2 separate regions of the Mus musculus genome follow, and region 1 is linked to region 2. Evidence: chromatin contacts called from ENCODE Hi-C or POLR2A ChIA-PET data. All regions are on one chromosome and are shown on one strand. The core of a region is the stretch at or near the end of the contact, and the rest is flanking DNA. Distances in the headings are between cores, read along the strand shown. Region 1 has its middle 9.9 kb from the start of Gsx2. Region 2 overlaps Gm6116 (predicted gene 6116).

Region 1 (5,817 bases), core at 3,271-5,770, 110 kb after region 2:
ACAGAATCCCTGTGAGGGTGAATGCACTGGCCCTCAAAAGTTGTTCTCTGACCTCCACACACATTGTAGCATGCATACAAACACTCACACACACACACACACAAACACACACACACACCCCTGTATACACCATAATAAAATTTTCAAACTGTGTCCAGAATTATTTTAAATTTATATTGACTTCTGACTTAGTTAAAAATTATTTTTAAGATGTATGTGTGTATATGTGTGTGTGCCTGTGTGTGTGTATGTGTGTGTGGGCATGTTTGAATGCAGGTGTTTTGGAGGCCATAGGTATTAAATCCTCTACAGCTGGATGGAGTTAGAGGTGGTTGTCAGCTCCCATCTCGAAGGACCAAATTTGCATCCTCTGCTTTATAAGCAGTATAAGCTCTCAAAGGCCCTCTTTCCAGCCCCCCGACTTCCTTCTTAAAACTCCTTTTGCAGTTTACTATGATAAAATTCTGCCCTGTCGACAGCTGTTGACTGAAGTCTATTGAGACACCACTGCTCTCTGAAGGGCTGCCAGTGATTAGCAAGCATCTGCCGAGGACAATGCTACTGTGTGTGTGCCCGGAGAATCAGGGCCATTGTCTTGCTCAATCAGTTTGCAGTCACTGAGCTCATCAGCTAAATCCAATGGACTGACAGAGAGCTCAAACATGAGGAAGGAATGGTATGTATGAAGGAAGGCAGGGACTGGGTTGCCTAGAGCAGTCAGAGGCAGGAAGGCATCCAGAGCAGAGTTACCACATTCAGGGCAGACTCCAGGTCAGCTCTAGAAAACAAAACAATATCTCTTGTTTTCCATCTCATATAGATAATAGAAACAAGAAGATGTGGTTACCACAGTGTTGTCCTTTCTAGGCATCGGCCATCTAGCTGTAGCTTAAGCTGCTGCATGCTACCATAGGCAGATAGAAGATAACAGACCCTACCATGGACCAAGCCAGCTCAGTCAGTCAACAGCCAAGAGGCCAAAAGTGATGGCCAGACTCTGAACTCTGGTTCAGGATCAAGGCAAGACCCATAACTTCTCAATTCCTCTGCATTGTAGAAATAACCGTTCTAAGTGTACTGTCATGAATATGAATGTAGAATTGGGACTCTAACTGGGAAGTTGGCTCAAAGGTGGGGAGAGGAACAACACATAATGGGAGGGGGACAAAATGTTAGATATTTTCCTCATATTTGCAATCTAAAAATATATTTATATGAGCAAGATGTAACTATATACATCCACTAACCGGAGATAGGGAACCCACAACAGACCAAAGTAGAGATACCACCAAAGTCCAACTTGGTGAACCAATGAGTTTTATTGGGGCTACTTATAGGAGTATGGGTAAAGAGATGCCTCCAGGAGCAGAAATGGCTCAAAGACAGCTGTATCACCAAGCCTCACCCCAGCATGGGTGACAGCTCATAAAAGCTGGGCACCTGGAGCTCACCACACAGCCTAGAGGTAGCTGAACAGGTTGGAGAGTGTCCTCTCCAAATTCTGTGCTTCTAGTTACCTCGTCTGTTCTGAGTCTTCTTTGCAGCTCAGCCTTCTCCTCTGAGAAGGACTCTTGGCTTTCATTGCTTGCTCTGGCAGGGAGGAGCCTAGTGAATCTGGTCAGTTTCAGGGACTTCCTGAATGTATTTTGAGTTATCTACCTTCTTGCTGAAGGAGCTTCCCTGCAGGATGGAATGGTTCAGTCTCAGAGGAAACTGTTGTGCAAGAGTGTGAGTCTCTCTCTGTCTCTTTCTCTGTCTCTCTCTGTCTCTCTGTCTCTGTGTGTGTGTGTGTGTGTGTGAGAGAGAGAGAGAGAGAGAGAGAGAGAGAGAGAGAGATCTCTCAAAAGGAGATGCCAATTGTTACTACAAATCTTCAGAAGACAATGCTGCTGTCTGTGCCTGAACTATCGGGTTGATATTCACATATAATCCGCAGCATGAAAGCGTTAAGTGGACTATTTGGTGGAAGTGACCAAATAGTCTGGAGGAGATGGGTGTTAATTTTTTGTTTCCTTTTGAGACTGTATTTTAATTACTTTACTCCCCTTCCTTTTCCTCCCTCCAAGTACTCGCTCCTGCTCTGATTTTATACTGTTAATACTGTGTTTCTTTTCTAATGGAAAGTCTCTGTCTATCAAAGTACAGGCTGCAGCTAGTGCCTAGTCGCTTAAATTTGAGAGCATTTTGGAACCAGGAGAAAGTAGAAAGAAAGAAAGTCTGCAGGAGAGCAGCAGAGGGAGAGATGATCAAGACACACTGATATATGCCTGAAAATATCACGGTGAAATCCATTATTTTGTACACTACATTAGTCTAATGTAACTGTACTTCTGGCTACTTTATTGGATTCTTATATCTACCATCCTTCTCTATCCCAATCCCTTCCAACCCCCAACACTAGGTCAAGTGAGAAAGGAAAGAGGGTGTGGAGCTCTCTAGGCTACTTTCTGCTGATTAAGGGTGTCCAGTTTCTTGGAGCAAGCTTGATCTTTGCCATCCTGATATGCAGTTTCTTCTTCCCGTTGCTTTGAGCACAACCACTTGACAAAGGGCGACAACAGGAACCAGTGACAGCAGGGGAAGCAGAAGGCTTCTCCTCTCTCTGGGCTCTGGCACTTACACACCCTCTGAAGAGTCCCCAGAATTCCAAATGTAAACTACCTTCAGCAGGGAAAATCATGCCCCTACCAGAGCACGAGACAAATCATAGTCAGCTGCTGTGAACAATCTGAAGCAGCCCCACAGTCCACACCTGGGATTTAAAACAAACAAACAAACAAACAAACAGATATATTCCCATAACTAACTGGGTTTTAAAAGAAACCAAAATTGTCACTACAGTTTAAGGAGCTGGAGAGATAGCCCAGTAGTTAATGGTACTTGCTGCTTGCAGAGAACCTGAGCTTAATTGTCAGCACACACACAGTGGCTCACAACCATCAGTAACACTGCCAAAGGATCCGACACCCTCTTCTGGCCTCTGAAGAACACTGCACCCACGTGGTACACACAAACTCATGTAAAAACACATATAAGAATTACGTTAAAAATTTTAATTTAAAAGTCAAAAACAAAGAGAACTGTAGTAAATTTAAAAGTCTCAGCAGAGTACCATGACTTAATTCTATAACCTCAGCCATTGGGAGGTAGAAGCAGGAGGATCAGGGGTTCAAGGCCAGCCTCAAGTACAGAGCAAACTCCAGGCCAGGAAGGAGTTCATGAAACTGTTGAAAATAAGAGGTCCTGGGGCTGAAGAGATGGCTTAGAGCTCCAGTTAAAAGCACCGGTTGCTCTTCCAGGGGACCTGCACCTCAATTCCCAGCACGCTCTGACCCCTTCACATAGCCACATGAAACACCAATGTACATTAAAGAAAGAAAAAGAGAAAACATAACTTTTGCGAGAGTCTTCATAAACTGCAAAGTGCTATGTGAAGGTAAGAGAGAATTGTGCTTCAGCAGGAGCTGTGGAGACCGCCTTCTCCTGCCTATCTCTTGTCCATCATTGAGTGAGTGTGAGCAAGGCTGTTTCCAGTCCCCCATCCCCACCCCCATGAACCTCCATCTCTCCCAGCTCTAATCCAGCAGGGGGATTCACACAATAAACAAACCTACTCAGCACAGCACACAGTATGGAAGAAAGAGATAACTGTCTTAAGAGAAGAAGACTATCTGATATGGTAAGACTATACAGAGTATAGAGTAAGGATTTTGATCTAAAAAAAAAAAAAAAAAAAAAAAAAACACGTGGGAAAATGATGTCTGAGGCAAGACCTCAAGTTGAGGAAAGGAAGAGGAGACAGAGACGGCCATGCGGGAAGCAAAGCTGAGGAGCCAGGAGGCCTACAGTTGGAATGGTCAGAGAGACTGACAAGGCCTTGTTATGGAGGGCCTTTCTGTGTAGAGTCTCTGGTCTCATTAGCTACTTCATGCTCCTTGATTTACAGGCAAGAGGGCAACTTCTCTGTGGTTCACTGACATTTTGCAAAGCAGTCACACAGAAACAGGAAACCCCAAATTTCCAGTGTATGCAGATGATGCATGAGATGTAAAGCTATTTAATTTTGGTCTGTCCCCTCCACCCCCACCCACCGCCAGCGCCTAACACAGTCTGGCATCTGTTGGCACACCATCAAAGCAGGTCATGTAAATGAATGGAAAGATGATCCGCCAGGCAAAGAGCAAACTTTGAGGCAGTGAAAGAGGTGAGCCCAAGGCGGTGCACCCTGGCTCTGACTGGAGGGGAACTCCCTTTAGATGGCCTAGCCATGCCCTCAGCTCACACGTCCGTCTCTTCCCCCCCCCCCCCCAGCACCCCGCGCGCGCACACAGTGTCTGCCTCGAACCCGCACTGGCGTGCTCACAAATTCGCATTGCACAAAGCGCATCCATGGGTCCCCACGCACTCCACACAGTGCGGACACGCACACTCCCCTCGCACACACTATGTCTCACCTTCACACTGATTCTCAAGTCCATGTACTCCCGCCTACCCTTCCTCCCCCAGCACACACGCCACATACTCAGGCGCTTGCCTACAAGCTCAAGTTCTCCCGCCCCACACCCACGCATGCGCACGGGCTCAGGGGAGGAGGGGGAGCATGCGCACCTGTGGTGGCTCTGCCCTGAAGGGCAGCTGCTCAGGTGGGTTAGGGATTGATGGTGCCTTGTTTGGGAGGCTATGGGTCGGTGCAACCGTGTGGATTCATTTGTTTTTATCCCGCGAGCTTGACAAGGAAGAGGGGGAGACCCGGGAGGGCGCAGCCGAGCGCTCGGAGAGCAGGGTGACCCGCAGGATACCCTGACGCTGGGGCTACTGTATGAATCTCTGCACCCGGACGGGGCAAATGCATGAACTTGGGATCGGTTCAGCTGCACAACCTGGGTGGCCAGGTTCTGTCCATTTTGATCTGAGGACACCGTCCACTGAGAGCTATGAATTGCATGAAAAGAGAAGAGGGACTTAGCTTGAAAGTGCAGCACTTGGGAAGCTGAGGCCGGAAGATGCAAGTTGAGGCCATTCTTGGCTGCTGTGTGAGATCCTCCCTCAGAAGAGGGAAGAAGAAACCATGGTCAAATATTCTGGCTCTGCTATTTTCTGGTGTTTCGCAGCCTCGGTTTCTCTGCCTGTGAAATGAGGAGCCAGACTTTCAGAGCAGGTATGACTTCTCATCTAGGCGGACTATGGACTGCCTGTCTGACAAACACTAAGAGTTAACACAACAGACCCAGTTTCTGCTTAGGTGCAATTTGAAGTCATCTGGGAAAGATACCCAACCAGAAGTTAAACCTACAGAAATTCAGACTGATTGTAGTGAGCTTTTGAAATAAAATAATGAGGTTTTGATTTCATTCAGAGCTTCCTGTGTTCTGGACACGGGTGCATAAAATAAGGCTCCCGACCCCTACCCTCCTCTTAGTTCCAGTCTGCTCTTTTTTTGTCACATGAACCATTTGACCGAGCCTTGGAACTTTAGTATGTTGGAAAGCCACATGAAGCAAGGGTTGGACCATAACAAAAAAGAGGACATAATAAATGTACCTTCCCCACAGCATCATTGTGGGAGAGAAACACCGTGTGAAGTGTTAGCCTACTGCCAGGCACACAACGGTCGCCCATACATATTTGCTGGCAGACTTGTCTAGAACCCCACCTTAGAGAGATGAGATCTGAGTCCTGGCCTTGGCATCTCTACCTGTCAGACCTAGATTAAGCCATTGACCTTGCATAGGCAGGGGCTCTGCCCCACAAACAGCTGAGGTGATGTCACTTTTTCTAGGAGGGCTGCTGGGATTAACTGTGTTATGTGGGCAAGGC
Region 2 (5,928 bases), core at 2,227-4,726:
CCATACTTGCCTCCTCCATGACTACCTTTCTACTACAGTCCAAAGAAGAGGAAGTATCCAGCTGTTTCTGTTGCAGAACAGTCAGTGTGTGTGCAAGGGCTGAGGAGACCTGTCTAGGCAGATGTTTAGGTATTCAGGGCTTAAAATAGCCTTCCTATAGAGAAGTGCTTTATTATTTATTTATATCATTTTATTATTTTCATCATTTTCATTTATCACATTTGTGTGTATATGTGTGTGTGTGTGTTCTTACATATGCATACACACACACACACCCTACTCCGAGCATCCCTGGAGGCATTTAACTAATGAAGAGTCCGGCTCTCAGTCATTAAACCCTTCTGCACATCCAAACTAGGGTCGCAGCCTGTATCCATCTGGCTGCAGAGTAGCCATTCCTTCCAGACCATAGGATGTCCAAATGGCTCCCGTTCCTCTTCCCTGTCATTTATGAGACCCGCAGCAATGCGTTTGGGAACCTAACCATTTTCTAGAAAGTTTTCAATAGTTCTAAACATCAGCTGCTTTACCTCATGCCCCTCTCTGCACACGTGACCCTCCCCACTACCACTGGGATTGATCCCATCTGCCCTTCACCCCGATCCACTGAGCTTTAAATGTGTTCCCTAAAAAGCTGGAAATGAGGAGACAGAGCTCAATAGGCCTGCGCTCACTGGACACGCCATTCCTGCACGGTATGTGGAGTGGCAGAGCCTGCCAGGGTCTGTGTCTTTGAGCTACGTAGCATATACAAATCTCATCATGTGCCAAGGAGAAAATGGGAGAGAGCCCATCAAACAGCCAGACTTGAAGTCCATCTTAGCGCAGGCTGCCTAGTGGTTTCTTCCTGAAGTGCCACCATTGTTCAAATTGTTCAAAAAATTCATTCTCAGACTCCTCCACAGGGCCCCTTCCGGAACATATCACAAGCACTGCCCTTTGACAGGCTCTCCAGGGAAGGCCTGCGATGCGCATCCTTGAGACGCAGGGAATCAGTCCAGAGACCCTGGTTGATTGATAAGGAGAAAACTGCCCACCCACTCTACACTTGAAGGCAACCAGGAGGCTACCCACAGTCCCATTCTCTGGAAACCTTGTAATGCTGTATTTCCTGGAGGGAGGACCCATAGCAGGTCTCTGTGTTTTCTTTTAAAGCACAGTTGTGGGTCGTGGGTTTAAATCCTGAGCTCAGGAGCCTTAGGTTAAACACCCAACCACATGGAGTCTTTACTCTTTACACAGTAATGAGGGACATGGCGTTTCTGCAAAGGGTTAAACAAACTGCTGTAGCCAAAAGACTGTCTATACTACCTTCTAGTAGAATTAGTGAGCATTGTTATTACCTTTTCATCATTTAATTAATTTTAAATGTATTTGTTTATATAGTTTATGTCTATGGGTGTTATGTCTGCGTGTACATCTGCACACCAGAAGAGGGCATAAGATCCTGTAGTGGCTGTGAAGCACCATGTGAGTGCTGGGAACTGAACTAAGGACCTCTGGAACTCCTAACCACTGGCCCATCTCTCCAGATCTGCTTATTACTTTCAGTGTGTGTGTGTGTGTGTGTGTGTGTGTGTGTGTGTGTGTGTATGCATATGTAAGAATAGGCATGTGTACCACACAGCACACATGTGGAGACCAGGATAACTTTCAGCGGTCAATTCTCTTGCTACCGTGTGGTTCCTAGGCATCGAGCTCAGATCCTCAAGTGTGCTGAGCAGCGCCCCTCCCTGCACTGACCCACCTCAGCAGTCTGAAATTGTGTTGTTATGGTGAAAGTAGCACGTGATCGACATATCATAGAAACTCAAGAACTATGACTCAGGAGCTGGTGATGTAGCTCAGTTGGTAGAGTGCACAAAGAAAGAGAAAGAAGAGGGAAAGGGAAGGGAGAGGGGGAGAATTAACCTGGCTTGGCCCTAAGTTAGACCTGAAAATTTTCAGTGACCTTGCTGAGAGTTCTCCTAAGTTGTCTAAGGTGCGGTGCAGCTTGGATGTGGCGCTAGAACACGTGCCTGACACCTGCCAGCTCCAACCTCAGCACCAAACCAAAATAAACAAAACCAGCAAAGGTTCTCTCTCTCTCTCTCTCTCTCTCTCTCTCTCTCTCTCTCTCTCTCTCTCTCTCCCTCTCTCTCTCTCTCTCTCTCTCTCTCTCTCTCTCTCTCTCTCTCTCTCCCTCTCTCTCTCTCTCTCTCTCTTGTGTCTGGGCATGGAATGGAAACCGTTCCTATGGAAGCCAGAAAGGGACATTGGCATTTCTGGAGCTAGACAGTTGTGAGCCACCTACTGTGGGTTCTGGAAAGTCACTGGTGTCCTGTGGAAGAACAGCAAGCATTCTTAACCACTGAGCCATCTCTCCAGCCCTGAGCAAAGGTTTTATGGAGCTATTAATGAAAAGACACAAGAGGAAAAGTCAAATATTCCTCTTCTCAGAAAGAGTGATAAGTATTTATTCAGTGCCTACTATTTGTCAGACATTTAAAATCCCCTGGTCTTGTTCTCTGTGTCCTTGGAGGTTTTGGAGGCACATCTCCCCTTTGGAATTTTAAGTATTGCATGAGCTAGTTAGTTAATGGAGGGATCAAGAGGGCGATGCCAGTTTGAAACAATGTTGTCGCTGGACTCCAGTTACAATGTATTCATCTGGACTGTGACAGCAAGGCAGTCTGAGTATGAGCCACAGTCTTCTGCCTTGGCAGCCACACCCATTCGCAGGGCTGATTGCTAGCAGCCAGCAAAGGCTTCTGATAAAAGGGAAGCTGCTGAGCTATTAGGTTTGCCGAGCTCCCAGGTAGATTTCCACAGGCAGAGGAGAAAGAGCGGTGCCTTGTTTTTGCCGGCGTGGGTGTTAGCAACGCGAGACAGGAACCCAGCATTAATACAGGCACCGGCTCCTCGTAGAGCCAACTCCAAAGGGTCCTGGTGACTTTTTCTCTGCAGTTTGACTCCTCCCTCCCTCCCTGGGAGCCTCTCTGTTCAGTCAAGCTTTTCCATCCTACCCCAGGCTGAATAGAGAGCAGAGGGTGCCAGAGACCGAGGTAGACACTCAACTCCACTTCTACCGAACCAGTCTTCCTTTCGACGTCTGTCTCTTCTCCCTTTGGTTTTTGATCATCTTGTGCTGGATTTTGCTTCTGCCACTCTTCTGTTAATAGGTAGCTGGTGATCTGCGTCATCCTGGAGGGTCATCCATCTCTACGGCCTTCTTCCACATTCTCAGGGGCCTTTCTTAATGATCACCCTTTTAGAATCACATGCCTGCTGCTGCTTCACAAGACACAAGCATTTGCTTTGTGCCCCCTGCATTTGTGTTCCAATCTTAAACTGTCCCCTTGCCTGCCGACTTCCATCCCTTAATATTCTTGAAGACAACCGGTCCCTTCTCATGGAAGTCAGTATCCTCAGACACAGGCCTTCTGAGTTTCTCTCCTGCCACAGGGCCACGGGACTGCTCTGCTTCGCCTGACAGATCAAAGGACATTTTCCCCAGCCTGTTCACTTTCTGCCTGGTGATCATAGAAGTACCCAGAGCACAGCTAGATGGCGCTCACGCCTACACATTTCTGAGGAATGACGTTTTTTTCCTCAGAGGAATTTCTGAGGAAGAAGTTTTTCCATTTGTCTCCCATCTTGAGCTCACAGCTTTGGGAGGAGGGGGACTGGAGCACATGGACTAATTACAAAGAAACTGGAACGTGTGCATTTTCTAATCAAACTGATATCTAATGGGCACGCGAGTCAGATTCAGTTCTAAGTCCTCAACATTGCCCTGCTACACATACCTTGCCCCAGGAGACAGATACAGAAATGGCACTTAGAGACTTGGTAAATTTGCCCAGAGCAGAAGGGTGTCAGAGATGGAAGTCCACAGGCATCTTGCACCAAAACTACCCTTAACAACAAGGGACTGGTTGGAGAATGGAACCAAGAGAAGAAACTGGGAGTGTTGGGAAGGCACGGCTTTCTACACAAAGCATTGTTCTGCCTAAAATTACTCCACAGCCCTAAAGCACCATGTGTATTTTGAATATCCAATCATTTTTTCTAAAAGCCCTAAGTATATAGCTCAGTGGTAGCGCACTGGCCCACTGTGTAAGATCCATGCTCAAACCCCTGCACCATGGAGTTACAGTAGGAATAATAATAGTAATAATAGCTGGGTGTTGGCAGTGAATGCCTTCCATCCCAGCACTCAAGAGTCAAGAGTTCAAAGTCTGCTTGGGCTATGGAGGGAGACAGTATCTCAAAACAACAATAGCGATAATTTTTATGAGACTGAATATATAGGACTCAACTCAACTATGATCAAAGGTGAATCTGGCACACATAGGCCGAACTTTATATATTAAGAGGGGAGAGCTAAGAGCATTTGGCTCTTGCTTCTTCTCCATTCTCTTCTCTGCTCATTTTCAGACTCAAGCTTTGTGGGACACACTGAACTTATAACAGGACCCATGATGTCCCAAGGATGCACTGAACATGTATGTTGCTGAGTCCATTTCTATTCTCCAAAGAGTAGCAACATTTTTTTACTCTGAATGAAGATCCGTGTGGACCATACTTGAAGACCCTGTAAATCTCGAATAAATAAATCTCTAATTCTATCCCTACTGACTCCCCTGAAGGCCTCCTAGCCTTTCCATCACCCCCTCCCTCCCTAAGGCGTGATGTTAGAGAGGGGACCCAGGGGGAAGAGGCAACATCCCTACTCTATCACAGGTGGAACCTCACTTCTCATTGTTGATAGACGCTTGCAGGTTAGGTGACCACTTATAAAGCCCCTCCTGGAGTCTTGGGGGTTGCCTGTAACCACTAGTGGTTCCTGTCATTTACTCTTCATTACTGGAGTACTCTGGCTGCAGTAAAGGTGATCAATCACAGAATGGTATTGTCCTTTAAAACTCCGTATAGGAAACAGGCACTGGGCTGGACCGTGAGGTTTTGTAGGATCTAGTACACAGAGATTTGTGAAAGACCAAAGCCACTGTGTTTCTGCAGTCTGCCAAAAAGTAGACACACATGTACATAGATGTCGAATGTGTACTCCTGCCAACAAAAACATGTCTCCATCCCAAGTTCAGCTACTACTCCATGTGAGCCAATTGCGAGGCATTTGCACATCACTAAAGAATGAGAAGGGAACTTTGTTCCCAGCCCCTGCCACACAGCCCAATCAGCAGACGGCCAGGAGGGAGCAGAGCCACAGGCATTTGGCACACACATGTGCACTGCCTGCTTCTTTCCAACCTGGCGGTCCAAGAATCAGGCACAGGGGCAGGGAGGGTCAAAAAGGGCTCTGAAACACATTTGTAGACCCGGAAGTATAACCTGGAGAAAGGCTGGTCAGCTGGGTATATGGAGGAAGATCCACACCCCGTACCCAGACCCTTTCCTGTTGTAGAGGAGAGAGAGAAATTCCTGCCCGAGGGAGCAGCCCCGCAAGTTCTGGAAGCCTTAAAGTTGATCTTGGCTGCGTTCTTCTGCAGGTGTCTGATAAGCTCCATCTGATCCTCAGTGTTCTGGACTCTCAGAGAAGACCTCCCCCCTTGAATGAGAAGACCCTTAAAGGCCACCTGAAGGAACTCCAAGATCAGGTCAGTGTCACCATCAGCTATGGCCCATCATGGGTACCCAGAGTCACTTAGCCCTCCAGAATTTATCAAGACCACTCTTAGAGCTAGAATATGAGGGTGCTTAGGGTTCCCAATTGTCCAGACCATTGATGTGCCTGATTCCCTTTTGATTTCCTGTGAATTTGTATCTAAGCTGTGTGTAACCAATTGTTTACACCAATTTCACAGCAACCCTACATCTCAGCCATACTGGTTCTACGTGATTAGATACACCTGAGGCTACACCTGTCCACACTTGTCACTAGGTCAGCCTCCTGCTGAAGGAACATCTGTGTGGTCCTGAGCAGGA

What was found. A loop is a pair of places that touch in the nucleus more often than their neighbours do. ChIA-PET counts read pairs that join two places held with the same protein, here RNA polymerase II (POLR2A).
Region 1: a loop to region 2 is called in a map of mouse embryonic stem cell, with 2.2 times the contacts of the local background. The contact joins two enhancer-like sites. A Hi-C loop is called at or near these places in 1 of 37 maps with a recorded cell type or tissue (mouse embryonic stem cell). POLR2A ChIA-PET finds 5 or more read pairs at or near these places in 1 of 5 experiments (Patski).

What each region holds. Positions count from the first base shown.
Region 1 is chr5:75,062,776-75,068,592 of GRCm38, forward strand. No RefSeq gene overlaps it. Among named protein-coding and RNA genes, the nearest start is that of Gsx2, 9.9 kb to the right of the region's middle. Within about 2 kb of position 4,521, at least 1 of the 3 ENCODE cell types and tissues checked has a DNase peak (open chromatin) inside an H3K27ac peak, as active enhancers do.
Region 2 is chr5:74,957,820-74,963,747 of GRCm38, forward strand. Gm6116 (predicted gene 6116) reads left to right here. Exons shown (of 5, transcript NR_045866.1): 3 at 4,420-4,487; 4 at 5,493-5,600. The region is part of intron 1 of Gm52778 (a long non-coding RNA gene); the gene reads right to left. Among named protein-coding and RNA genes, the nearest start is that of Gm6116, 12 kb to the left of the region's middle. Within about 2 kb of position 3,477, at least 1 of the 3 ENCODE cell types and tissues checked has a DNase peak (open chromatin) inside an H3K27ac peak, as active enhancers do.